Regions from separate parts of the Homo sapiens genome. Here region 2 is linked to region 1. Evidence: chromatin contacts called from ENCODE Hi-C or POLR2A ChIA-PET data. All regions are on one chromosome and are shown on one strand. The core of a region is the stretch at or near the end of the contact, and the rest is flanking DNA. Distances in the headings are between cores, read along the strand shown. Region 1 overlaps ITGB5 (integrin subunit beta 5). Region 2 holds the start of ITGB5 (integrin subunit beta 5).

Evidence for each region. Hi-C counts contacts between places; a loop is a spot of excess contacts on that map. ChIA-PET counts read pairs that join two places held with the same protein, here RNA polymerase II (POLR2A). Pooled maps may share reads with other maps.
Region 2: a map of heart left ventricle shows a loop between it and region 1 (6-fold over the local background). The contact joins the promoter of ITGB5 here to the enhancer-like site in region 1. A Hi-C loop is called at or near these places in 48 of 168 maps with a recorded cell type or tissue (CD14-positive monocyte, CD4-positive, alpha-beta memory T cell, CD8-positive, alpha-beta T cell and 32 more), 19 of 37 single-sample maps with no recorded cell type and 33 of 50 pooled maps. POLR2A ChIA-PET finds 5 or more read pairs at or near these places in 18 of 52 experiments (A549, AG04449, AG04450 and 13 more).

What each region holds. Positions count from the first base shown.
Region 1 is chr3:124,832,301-124,838,108 of GRCh38, reverse strand. The region is part of intron 5 of ITGB5 (integrin subunit beta 5); the gene reads left to right. Among named protein-coding and RNA genes, the nearest start is that of ITGB5, 52 kb to the left of the region's middle. RefSeq lists a silencer at 2,373-2,667 and enhancers at 2,630-2,839, 3,080-3,169, 3,534-4,033. Within about 2 kb of position 2,633, at least 29 of the 41 ENCODE cell types and tissues checked have a DNase peak (open chromatin) inside an H3K27ac peak, as active enhancers do; they include GM12878, HCT116, PC-3 and 12 more, where a contact is called at or near this core.
Region 2 is chr3:124,883,601-124,889,014 of GRCh38, reverse strand. ITGB5 (integrin subunit beta 5) reads left to right here and starts at 1,650. Exons shown (of 15, transcript NM_002213.5): 1 at 1,650-2,084. The coding sequence starts at 2,015. RefSeq lists enhancers at 1-274, 275-1,157, 2,926-3,810 and silencers at 1,272-1,711, 2,172-2,261, 5,319-5,414.

The DNA of each region.
Region 1 (5,808 bases), core at 1,384-3,883:
CATTTGTATTCCCAACCACACCCATATTTGAAGCAGATCTTGGCTATCATTTGTAAGTCCTAAGTATCCCTTACTTTGTTTACTGAATGCTGTGTCTCCTCCTGATCTGGCCAGATTAAAGGCCCTTCCACTGAATCCTGCAAACAGTGGAACAGAGGGAGAAGGCCTGGAATCTTGTGCAGTTGGCTCTGTGCGTCATAGGGGCTGGAGTTGGCCAGGCAATTCCCCGGCAGCGCTGCACGCTCTACTTCCCCTGACCCTGTGCCCTGGAGATGGAGCTGATAACAGGCCTATCTCCCAGCGCCACAGGGAGCTCTTTGTCCTGGTTTTATTCTCACTCTGGTTTTATTCTCATTCTTGTTTCCCTGAATGGACTGTTAGTTATCAACTTGTGGGATTTAGGGGTATGGAATATTCACATGTCTGACTTTAAATCCACCTCTGTGGCCTGCTCTTGAAAGATGTTCTTTGCAAAAAGAAGGAAACTACCTGTTTCTATTTAGGATTCATTCCATTTATGATAAGGACCCTGTTTCTATGAATGGAGGTTTTGAGTTGCTTTATTTATCCCCTGCAGGTCACATTGCTGTGAGAGGCCATCTAACAGCATCCACAGCTAAGGGATGCTTCTGTCGTCAAGGCGGGCATTTTTTCTAATGCACTGTTCCTGGCTGGGTTGGAGTTGGAGAATGCCACTGCCTGTAATTTCTTATCTTTACCCAGAGCCTATGATTGAACCTGTTTATACTTTTTTATGGTCAGAATAATGGTTTCTCTGCCAGGACCTTCTAGAAGTTGACTCTAAGTTGTTTGTTCTGAAATTGTGCAGGCGGAAGTGTGATGTGTGGTTCAGACTGGAAATATGGCTGCTTTCCTCTTCTCTCAAAACAGGGCACGCCCTTGGCCTAGGGAGGACAGAGGGTGAGCAGTTGCCTGGAAGCTCTGGGTCCCAAGTTGTCAGTTATCACTTTGCTCTTCTTCATGGCTCTCAGGTTAAAGAAGTTACTTGTACATTTGAGCTTGGCTGGGTACATGCTGGCTGCACAGTATTCTATGTGCTGCTTTTTTTCGTCAGCCAGAAAATAAATCAGTGCAACCCAATGCGTTTCCCTGTTTGTCTCCACTGCTAGAGCCCTGGCACTTATCCTTTGTATTCTTTAGACAGAGTTTCTGTTTTAATCCTGATTCTTTTAATTTTGCCTGTGTTCAATTTTTAAAGCATTTATTTCCTCTCAAAAATAGTTGGATGAGTAAGTCTTAAAGCAAACAAGGTAAATTTATGTATTGAATAAAATTTTTTTGGCAGGAATTGAGACCTTTATTCTTCCCTGGCCAGAATATCTTATCTAAAATGAAGACCACAGCCTCAGAGGAGCCGTGATTCTTGTTGGAGGATCCTTACCAGAATCCTACAGTATATTGGTAGGACTCTGATAAGGGTTGTTCCCATTTTACAGGGGTGGAAACTGAGTATCACAGGGACTAATTGCATTTAGTAAGGAGTAGAACCAGAATGTGAACCAGTTCTGTTGATTTGAAATTCTGTGCCCTTTTTATTACTCAGTGACTGTGTGCTCTGGGAAGTAACAATAATGCACTATTGAGTAAGGGGCACTGCATTTATTTATTTAAAACAATTTTTTTTTCTTTTTCTTTTTTTTTTGAAAGGAGATCTCATTCTATCGCCCAGGCTGGAGTGCTGTGGTGTTATCATGGCTCACTGCAACCTTGCCCAGCTAATTTTTTTGTATTTTTAGTAAAGACATGGTTTGTCCATGTTGGCCAGGCTGGTCTTGAACTTCTGGGCTCAAGTGATCTGCCCACCTCAGCCTCCCAAAATGCTGGGATTATAGGTGTGAGCCACTGCACACAGCCTGTTGAATTTTTTTTTTTTTAATAATACATTCCAAACCTAGGAAGGCACTGAATTTAGAGTCATGTTTTCCTTACTCAAGCTCTGCCTCTTCTGTTATCGGCTGCCTCCATGGAAGCCAGTTGACTTCTCCAGGCCTCAGAGAGCACATCTGGGAGATGCAGGGAGGCATGGGACTGGAGGGAGGTGCTCCAGGTTGCCTTCCATCTGTGCCAGCCAGTGCCACTTCTCGCAGAGGACTTGGTCACAGCCCTGTCTCCTTTGCTCAAGGCCTTTGATTTTGCTTTTTTGTCTCTTCTGGCTCAGGCTTAAGCCTCAGACCCAGTAGAGGCTGCTGCAGACACCTGTAAAATGTGGAAAATTCCCCAGTCCCAGAGTCAGGCACAACTTTGTCAGGGTTTCCTCTTGCTCCCTCCCAGCTCCCAGTTCCTGCAGAATTGACTCGCTTTCTTTTGACTTATTGCCTGATTTCTTTTAGACCTCAGACTTGTGTCACTTTTCCAAGCATGAGTTGAGAAATACAGGAAATTGCCTTTCTTTCCTCAAGGAAGGCATCCCCCCACTCCTCAAACCTCTGCACCACCTGAAGAGAGGGACCCGCCACATGTTCTGCTTCCCAGCTGTCTGCGTTGTCTGTCTCAGCATGTGTGAGCTGCTTCTGCTAGCAGATCGCACCACAGGTTTCCGGGGCTTGATCCAGCGCCAGGCTGCCTGCTCTTCCTGTGCTGCCGTGTCTTTGGGGAAGCACCATTAAAGTATTGGATTTCTCTGGGCATTGCGCATGCAGGTGTGCAGACCCTCTGCCCTGTAGGGTTGTTGTCAGACAGGTGTGGCGCAGCTTCCCCTTGGCTTTCTATGTGGCAGACGGCAGTGGTTTCATGTGCACTTCTGAATCCTTCTACTGTTTTGGTCTCTGAGGCGACATCCCAAGTGCAGGACTCCGTGGTTTCCTGGCTCTGCCTTCTGCTGTGAGCTGTGTTGTGGGCTCCGCAGCCCCACCGACAGCTGCTGTTCTGGGTTGAGCGGTGGGAACTGGCTGAGTCATAACTCAGTATCGTGAACAGGGCACGTGGGAGAGTTTGCGTTTCTTTTTGCCCTCTAGTGTAAACAAGTCACGTGCCTGCCTTGCACCTGTGCTTAGGAGGTGTCTACACGTGCTGGTGGCTCCCTTCACTGACCAAGGCAGGGAATAATCATCCTGGGGAAAGGGTAGGAGGCCCCTTTGATGGCTGGGGCTCTGTTTTCATACCAGGTGAGAATGTCAATTTTTTATTTTAAGTCAGAGGCTCCTTCTTGCTTGGAATGTCCACTGAGCAAAGATGAAAGGAGACAGGAATTTGCTCTTGGGCTCCTGTTGCAAGGCTCTCTGCCTGTGGCCTCTACCTGTGGCCTCTGCATTCCAGCCACAGTGACCTGGAGTGCGTTACTCTGACTCAGGCAAGGCCTTTGCATGTGTTGTTTCCTCTGTTTGGATACTCCATTCCTGTATTCCTGGTTTTCTTTGATACTACTTCCCTGTATTCCTGGTTTGCTTGCTTGCTTCCTTCCTTCCTTCTTTCCTCCCTCCCCTCCCTCCCCTTCCTCCTGTCCGTCCTTCCCTCCCTCCCTCCCTCCCCATCCTTCCCTTCTCTCTCTCTCTTTCCTTCCTTCTTTCCTTCCTTCCTTCCTCCCTCCCTCCCCCCGCTCCCTCCCCTCCCTCCCCTTCCTCGCCTCCCTCCTTCCTTCCCTCCTCTCCCTCCCTCCCTTCCCATCCTTCCCTTCTTTCTCTCTCTCTTTCCTTCCTTCCTTCCTTCTTTCTTTCTTTGTTTCCTTCTTTCTTTCTTTCTTTCAGTAGATTTTATTTTTTATAGCAGTTTTAGGTTCATAGCAAAAATGAATAGAAAATAAAGAATTCCCACAACTTCCCTCTGACCACTGCGCACACAACCTCCCCCACCATCAGCATTCCACATCAGTGTGGTATATTTGTTACAATCAGTGACCCAGTCAGTGTTGACACATCATTATCAACCAGAGTCCATAGTTCACATTAGGGTTCACTCTTGGTTTGTACAGTTCTGTGGGTTTTAACAAATGTACGACAACAGGTAGCCACCATTAAATATCACACAGAGTAGCTTCCCTGCCCCGGAAGTCCCTGTGCTCCACTTGTCCATTCCTGCTTCCTCCCCCGGAATCTGTTTTCCTTTTAATGTCTAACCTGTGCCTGTTTGTGTTTCAGATTTCAGCTTCACTGTCTGTTTGTCAGAGAAGCCCTCCCTGGTGGACTTCCCTGAGTAGGTCAGGATGCCCTGGCTCCAGGCAAGCCCTTAATCACTTCTGTCCTAGTTATCATCTTATTTTTATTTATTTGAAGCATTCCTGGAATGCCTGCCTCCCTTTGAGATAGTAAACTCCCTGAAGGCAGGGACTATGTCTTTTTTCTTATGACTATATTCCCAGCACCAGACACTGCTGGGCACATAACAGATGCTTGTTAAACATCTGGGAACAAAGGCTTCATTCTCACAGGTGCCTTTATGCTTCTGAAGTTCAGGAATACCAGGTTCTTCTGGCCCCAAGCTTGTCCCATCCTGGATGGGACTTCCACCCTCCCATCCACCAGGCTGCCTCCATGGAATTTACAGTGCTTCATGCAAATTCATTAAAGCAGAACCAGAAGTACTATTACTTGGTAATACTTTTCCATTCAGAAAGCATTTATTGGCTGTCCAATAAATGCTCAGTGGCAGGTATGGTGGAGAAAATTAAAGATAGATGAGAAGTCTCTATCCTCTGGGATTTGATTTGAGCCTGCAGATCCATTAGAAGGGAAATAAAACAACCTGTTTGGAAACATTAGATTGAACCATATAAAATTATTGATATTTATTGATGATATTTGTTATTTGCCTATTGATGTTTTTCCTGCAAAAATGGAAAATTCATATGGTTCAACCTTCTTCATTCCAAAATGTTCTATAATTCAGATTGGACTGTGTCACAGAGTACAGATTAGAAATGTCATCCTGCACATTGCTGGGATTTGAGCTCAAGAGGAATGTCTGTATCCTGAGTCATAGGCCAAGATTTCTTTTTCCCAAGGAAAGAAATGCTACACTTTTGGCCTCATTAAGTTTAGCCACAGAACAGATTTTTTTAAAAAAGATATTTCATTGCAAACAGTGGATGGAAGTAGGAAAAACAAACTAAAAAGAATGTGTATATTGTTTTAAAGGGATGGAAATATGCCTGAATGTCAACATGATTCGGGAAACCAATCACAGAGACCCTCTAACCTTGTTTTCCCTTATGTGCTGTGGAGACTCCTCTGTCCCCAAGCTCAGATCTACTGTGGGAGCTGCCCACTGGCTGCCCAGGTCAGTCCCCTTTCCTTCCTCATTCCTGCCTTGAAACCTGTCCCCTCTTCCTCAGTGCTTGCCTGAAAGGTTAATGGACAGTGTTTTGTTATTACATTTGAAAACGTCTTGAGTACTTACTGTGTACAAGACGTCCTGTTAGGTGCTGTGGGGAATGCAGAGTTGAAGTAGCCGTGATGCCTGTCTCCATGAGCATCACTCTAGTTGTAGGACTGATGTATGTGTAGGATCTAAGGCACAGCCAGAGAACAGACTCTGTGGAAGGACTGGCTCCTTCAGACCCGTGGTTCAGTTAGAGTATTCTTCTCTCTCAAGGGGTCATCCTGGTCTCTTGCTTCCTGGTGAGGTGCTGGTGCTAATGATGCTGTTGATCACCACTGGCTGAGTGCTTTTGAGAGCCAGGCTCTGTACCAGGCATTTAACAGGGTTTCTTTCACATACTCCTTTGAAGGTGGCTTTACTATCTCCTTTGATGAGGAAACAAGCCTAGAAAGGTGAAGTAACTTCCCCAAAGTTTTACAGCCACAAAAGGCAGCACCAGAATTGGAAACCTTATCTACCTGCTGGTATGGCTTA
Region 2 (5,414 bases), core at 401-2,900, 52 kb before region 1:
CCCTGAGATTTATTTTCCTTTCACAAATACTATAAAGGAGCTTGCTATGGACTGCTGCATCTTTGCCCCCAGGCACACTATATTGTACTTCAAGAAGTTTACTTCCTCAGGCATTGAGGCACCACCTTGTTAGAGTTTGGGAGGAGGCCAAGAAATAAAGGTTAACATCCAAACTCCTTGAGCTGGGCAGTTAGGACAGTTTTCCACTGGGCCCTCCAAGCCATTCTTCCACCAGGTCCCTGGCCTGCAAAGGTGAGACCCCTTTGTTCTTTCCCCCTTACTGCTTCAGTTTTAGCCAAGCCATGCTGCACTTTTGAACGAGGCATCCTAGCTGTCACTTCCTCCAGCAGTTAACCCCTCTGTCCCTCGGTTCCTCAACTGGATAACAGTAGGGTTGTCGGAGGATGAAATGAGTTAATATGGGTAAAGGACTTAGAACAGTGCCTGGCTGGCAGTGTGCTCTCTGTACTTGGTAGGTATTCTATCGTTATTTTCCCCTACCTGAATGTCGCCTCTTCTCTTGCCTATCAACCACTCCACTCTAAACGCACTTGTAGCGAATCCAAGCCCAAGGCATCCTTTCCTGCACCATCTGAGGAAGACCCCACCCCACTCTTTATTGGCTAGTTCAGATCCAGCTTATATGTAAATGATAAGATGAAAGCCTGAGCATATGTTTTTGAGTCTATCAGTTTGATCATGGAAACTGACAGATTATCAGTAAGGACAACGAAATATAGCGGCATATTGGCCAGTCTCAAATCCTTGAAAGGTGCAAAAGTTAAAAAGTGAAAAGTGGGCCGGGCACGGTGGCTCGCACCTGTAATCTCAGCACTTTAGGAGGCAGACACAGGAGGAATGCTTGAGCCCAGGAGTTCAAGACTAACCTGAGCAACACAGCGAGACCCCCATCTCTACAAAACATGTAAAAATTGTCCGGGTGTGGTGGCGCGCGCCTGTAGTCCCAGTTACTCAGGAGGCTAAGGTGGAGGAACCTTTGAGCCCAGGAGGTCCAGGCTGCAGTGAGCCAAGACTGGGCCAGTGCACTCCAGCCTGAGTGAGAGCAAGACGCTGTCTCAAAAAAAAAAAAAAAAGAAAAGAAAAAGAAATGTAGGTTTTACTTGTGCCTCCACGCCCCACCACGCCCTCCCTTGCTCATCCAGAAGTCGCTTTGCGGTTCCACGCGCGGGCGTCTACGTCCCATCTCAGGCCGCCGGCAGTGAGGCTTTGGGAGGATGAGGCGGTACCGGCACGACCCCCGTACCTGCTCTCCCTCTCGCAGTCTAGCAACCGCCTTTGGCCCAAGTAATCTCGGCTCGCCTAATACAGCGTGCCCCGCCCCTTTCCCGTGGCGACGGGCGGCTAAGCAACGGGAGCGGGCTCTACTCAGTGGTTTCGAGCCCCCCACGCCCCAAGTGAGTCGCAAGCGACTTCCACCTGGGCCCGTAGGGCCTCCGCGTCCCGGGCCGGTCCCCGCACAGGGCGGAGCTGGCCCGGCCCGGAGCTCGCCCCGCCCCGCCTCACCGTAAGCTGACCGTGTGGCGGCCGGGCGAGGGCCTGGCAGGGGAGAGAAGGGGAGGAGAAAGGAGAGGAGGAAAGTGGAGCCTGGCGGGCCGGAGGGAGGAAGGGAAGGGGCGGAGGCCAGGGGCAGAGTGTGCCGGCGCGCGGGGGAGTCTCGGCGCTGGGCGCGTCTCGGAGCCCAAGTCGCGGCCGCCGAGCGGAGCCAGCCCCTCCCCTACCCGGAGCAGCCCGCTGGGGCCGTCCCGAGCGGCGACACACTAGGAGTCCCGGCCGGCCAGCCAGGGCAGCCGCGGTCCCGGGACTCGGCCGTGAGTGCTGCGGGACGGATGGTGGCGGCGGGGCGCGGGCCAGCGCGGGCGCCGTGAGCCGGAGCTGCGCGCGGGGCATGCGGCTGCGGCCCCCGGCCCTCGGCCCCCGCGCTCCGGCCCCAGCCCCGGCCGCCGGCCCCCGCGGAGTGCAGCGACCGCGCCGCCGCTGAGGGAGGCGCCCCACCATGCCGCGGGCCCCGGCGCCGCTGTACGCCTGCCTCCTGGGGCTCTGCGCGCTCCTGCCCCGGCTCGCAGGTAAGCCGCGCCGCCCACGGCGCCCAGAGAAACTTTGTCGCACACTCAGCCGCGGGCGGGCGTCTCGGAGGGGCGGGGAGCGCAGGCGGTGCCTGAGGGCGGAGGGCGCCTTCGGGGCACTCCCTGGTGGGCCAGTCGCTGGGGGACAGCCCCGCGGGGCGCTCCCCGCGCGCAGCCCCGCCGGGCTGTCGTGAGTCTCCTGTTCCCTCCCGGGCTGAGGAGGAGCTTCCCTTCCTGTGTAAACAGGCTGGCCGGCCTGCTGACCTAGCCCGCCAGGGCCCGCGCCCAGGGCACGGGGAGGACCGCCGCCAGCCCTGCCTTGGGGCCCGGGCTCTCCGTTGGCGGGCACAAAGCGGTCCTTGTGGCCGGCCGGGAGCGGGCGGGCTGCTGGGGGGATGCCGTCGGTGCCCTGTTCCCGGAGAAGCAAGGGAGTCTCGAAACCCCAGCCAAAGCCCGGGGCCACCTCCACTCCGGAGGGCTCGCCTCCTGGAACAGCGGGTGCACAGGGCCCACAGCGAATCCTGGAGTTCGCTGCGCCTAGGCTAGCCGCCTGCCTTTGAAGATGCAGCCCCCACCCTCCCCGCCCCCCGCCTGCTTCCTCCTCGCCTAGGCCACCGCAAACCCGAGGGGGCACCCGCGTCCCAAACCACAGCCCCACCTGGGACTTCCCTATTAAATTCCTTCTGCCCGACTTTATCCCGCGATTTGCACACGCTCGGAGCCTCACACTCCCCTAACTGTGGAGGATTCTGGAGCAGAGGACAGGGGCTGTGGAGATTGCCTTAGCCCGACGCTGCGGTGGGCTGGCAGCGTTGCAAGGATCCCTCGGTTACCTGCTCTAACTTTTCAGAGTTGGGAGATGATTGGACGTGGTAGTTTGGAGGCCCTCGAGGAAGGATGCACTTGTTTGGGATGCGGATTTTCTCCTTTCTTTTAGGAAATAATAGTGCTCTATTAACTTTCAAGCCGGAGATACTTGATTGCTCTTGTGAGCCAAGTGGTTGCCTGGCTGCCCGAAGGGAGGACTGTTCCCCCACGGTGTCTCATTTACATGAAGGCAGTGGAGGTTTAGGTTTAAGAGCGGAGGAGGGGTCTGAGCAAACAATAACTTCGTTCAGACCCTAATTCAAACTTAATACTGTAGCAAGGTTTTTGGTTTTTGTTTTAAATGGGAAAATAATCACTCCAGAGCTTGGAGAGTAGATGAGTGGATTCCAAACACCCATCCGGCAGCCAGTGCCCATCACGGATATTTTCATGGGTCCCTAGGGAAAGCGAGGAGCAGGAAGATGTAGCCTGCATCACACAGGAATGTATTGTTGTCAACGCTCCCCTGCTCCACAAGGACTTTCCTTTAGTTTGAAATTAGGCACTTTTTCTTTTTTTGGTGGGAACATTTTCTTTTAATACTTCTTAATAATATTAGTAGTTTTTAATTTTGGCAAAATAAGAAAATCTGACAACCCTATGTTAAGCTCCCCTTCTCTTTTTCTGTTTGTTTCTTTTGTTTTGTTTTTAAATCTTAGTTTTCTTTGAAATCCAAAAGTTCAGAAACTGCCAAAGGAGATGGCTTTTAAGTTCCTTTCCAGCTTGACATTCTGTAATTCTGACAAACAGAATTATAATAATAATTTCTAGTTGCAAATAATTTTTTTTTTTTGAGTCAGAGTTTCAGTCTTGTAGCCCAGGCTGGAGTGCAGTGGTGCCATCTCGGCTCACTGCAACCTCCACCTCCCAGGTTCAAGCAATTCTCCTGGCTTAGCCTCCCAAGTAGCAATGATTACAGGCGCTGCGACCATGCCCGGCTAATTTTTGTATTTTTAGTAGAGATGGGGTTTCACCATGTTGGCTGGGCTGGTCTTGAACTCCTCACTTAAGGTGATCTAACTGCCTTGGCCTCCCAAAGTGCTTCAATTACAGGCATGAGCCACCACGCCTGGCTGCGAATAATTTCTAAAAATACATTATTTTCCACTTGCATCTTGCTTTCTCTTTTTCAGAGTTCACGTACATCTTCACGGTGATGTCCATTTTCTCATATGGGCTCAGGAAGGAAGTGACTTGCCCTTCCCCTCTACTTGGGTCAGGAGTGGTGGACCAGGGACCATGGCTTTTGGTCCAGTGCCCTTTGTCCTACCGACTCAGCTTAAGGAAGAGAAAAGCACTGAGCATGGTGGTTCATTTGCAACTCTTTTGGGGTCCTGTTTTCCCATTGCCTATCTTTTCTTTTCTTTTTTTTTGAGACAGAGTCTCACTCTTGTTGCCCAGGATGGTGTACAGTGGCATGATCTCAGCTCACCACAACCTCTGCCTCTCAGGTTCAAGTGATTGTCCTGCTGAGTAACTGGGATTACAGGCATGTACCACCACGCCTGGCTAATTTTGTATTTTTAGTAGAGACAGGGTTTCACCATGTTGGTCAGGCTGGTCTCTAACTCCCAACCTCAGGTGATCCGCCCGCCTCGGCCTCCCAAAATGCTAGGATTACAGGTGTGAGCCACCACGGCTGGCCTCTGCCCATCTCTTTGACTACAGGTTTTGGTGGTGGTGGTGGTGGAGCAAGCCATGGCACTGGCCTCCAGAACTTGCTGCTTACCTCTTAGGGCCCTGAAGCTTCTCAGGATTAGCAGAGGTTGACTCACATCTGTGTCATTTCTCCTAGTTTTTCAGTGTTGCTGAATTAACTTCAACATTCTTTTTTTTTTTCTTTTTTTTTTTTGCTTCCCTTCCCTTCTTTGTTTTCTTGAAGCACTACAGGTACTTTATTCAGGGAGTGTTTCTGTCTTGCCACTAGGAACATTATTTGAAAGAAAAAAACCTAGTTACTCAGAGAAAAGAAAGAGATGACCCTCAGGGCCATGCCTGCCTGGGTGTTCCTGGACCAGTGGTTGAGTGCCTCTCTCTGTTGCTCTAACCCCACTTTCATCTCAGTACGGATTTCCAGCAGGAAACTGACCTTAGGTTTCAGGGGCTCATTTCAAACAAGTCCCTGGCCGGCTGACAACCCCCTCCCGTCCCCACCAAGGGCTATCTCCTGCTCTTTTTATTATCTTATGGCCAAGAGCCTTCAGACAGAATCCTAGGATGTGGTCTTCCCACAAAACCAGGGGTCTCACTGAGGTGAGGCTTTTCCACGCTGCCTTTGCTAAGACAGAGAGAGGAACACCGTCTTATAAAGAGGATCCTGCAACACCGCTGGAATTATGTGTGCTATCACATTCATTTCTTTTTAAAAAAGCAATCGAATGTTCTTCTAGTGAATGCTCTGCACATCCTAAGAAAGCCCTTTGTTTTATTTAGTGGACTCATGTTGGCAGCACCCTTCCTCTA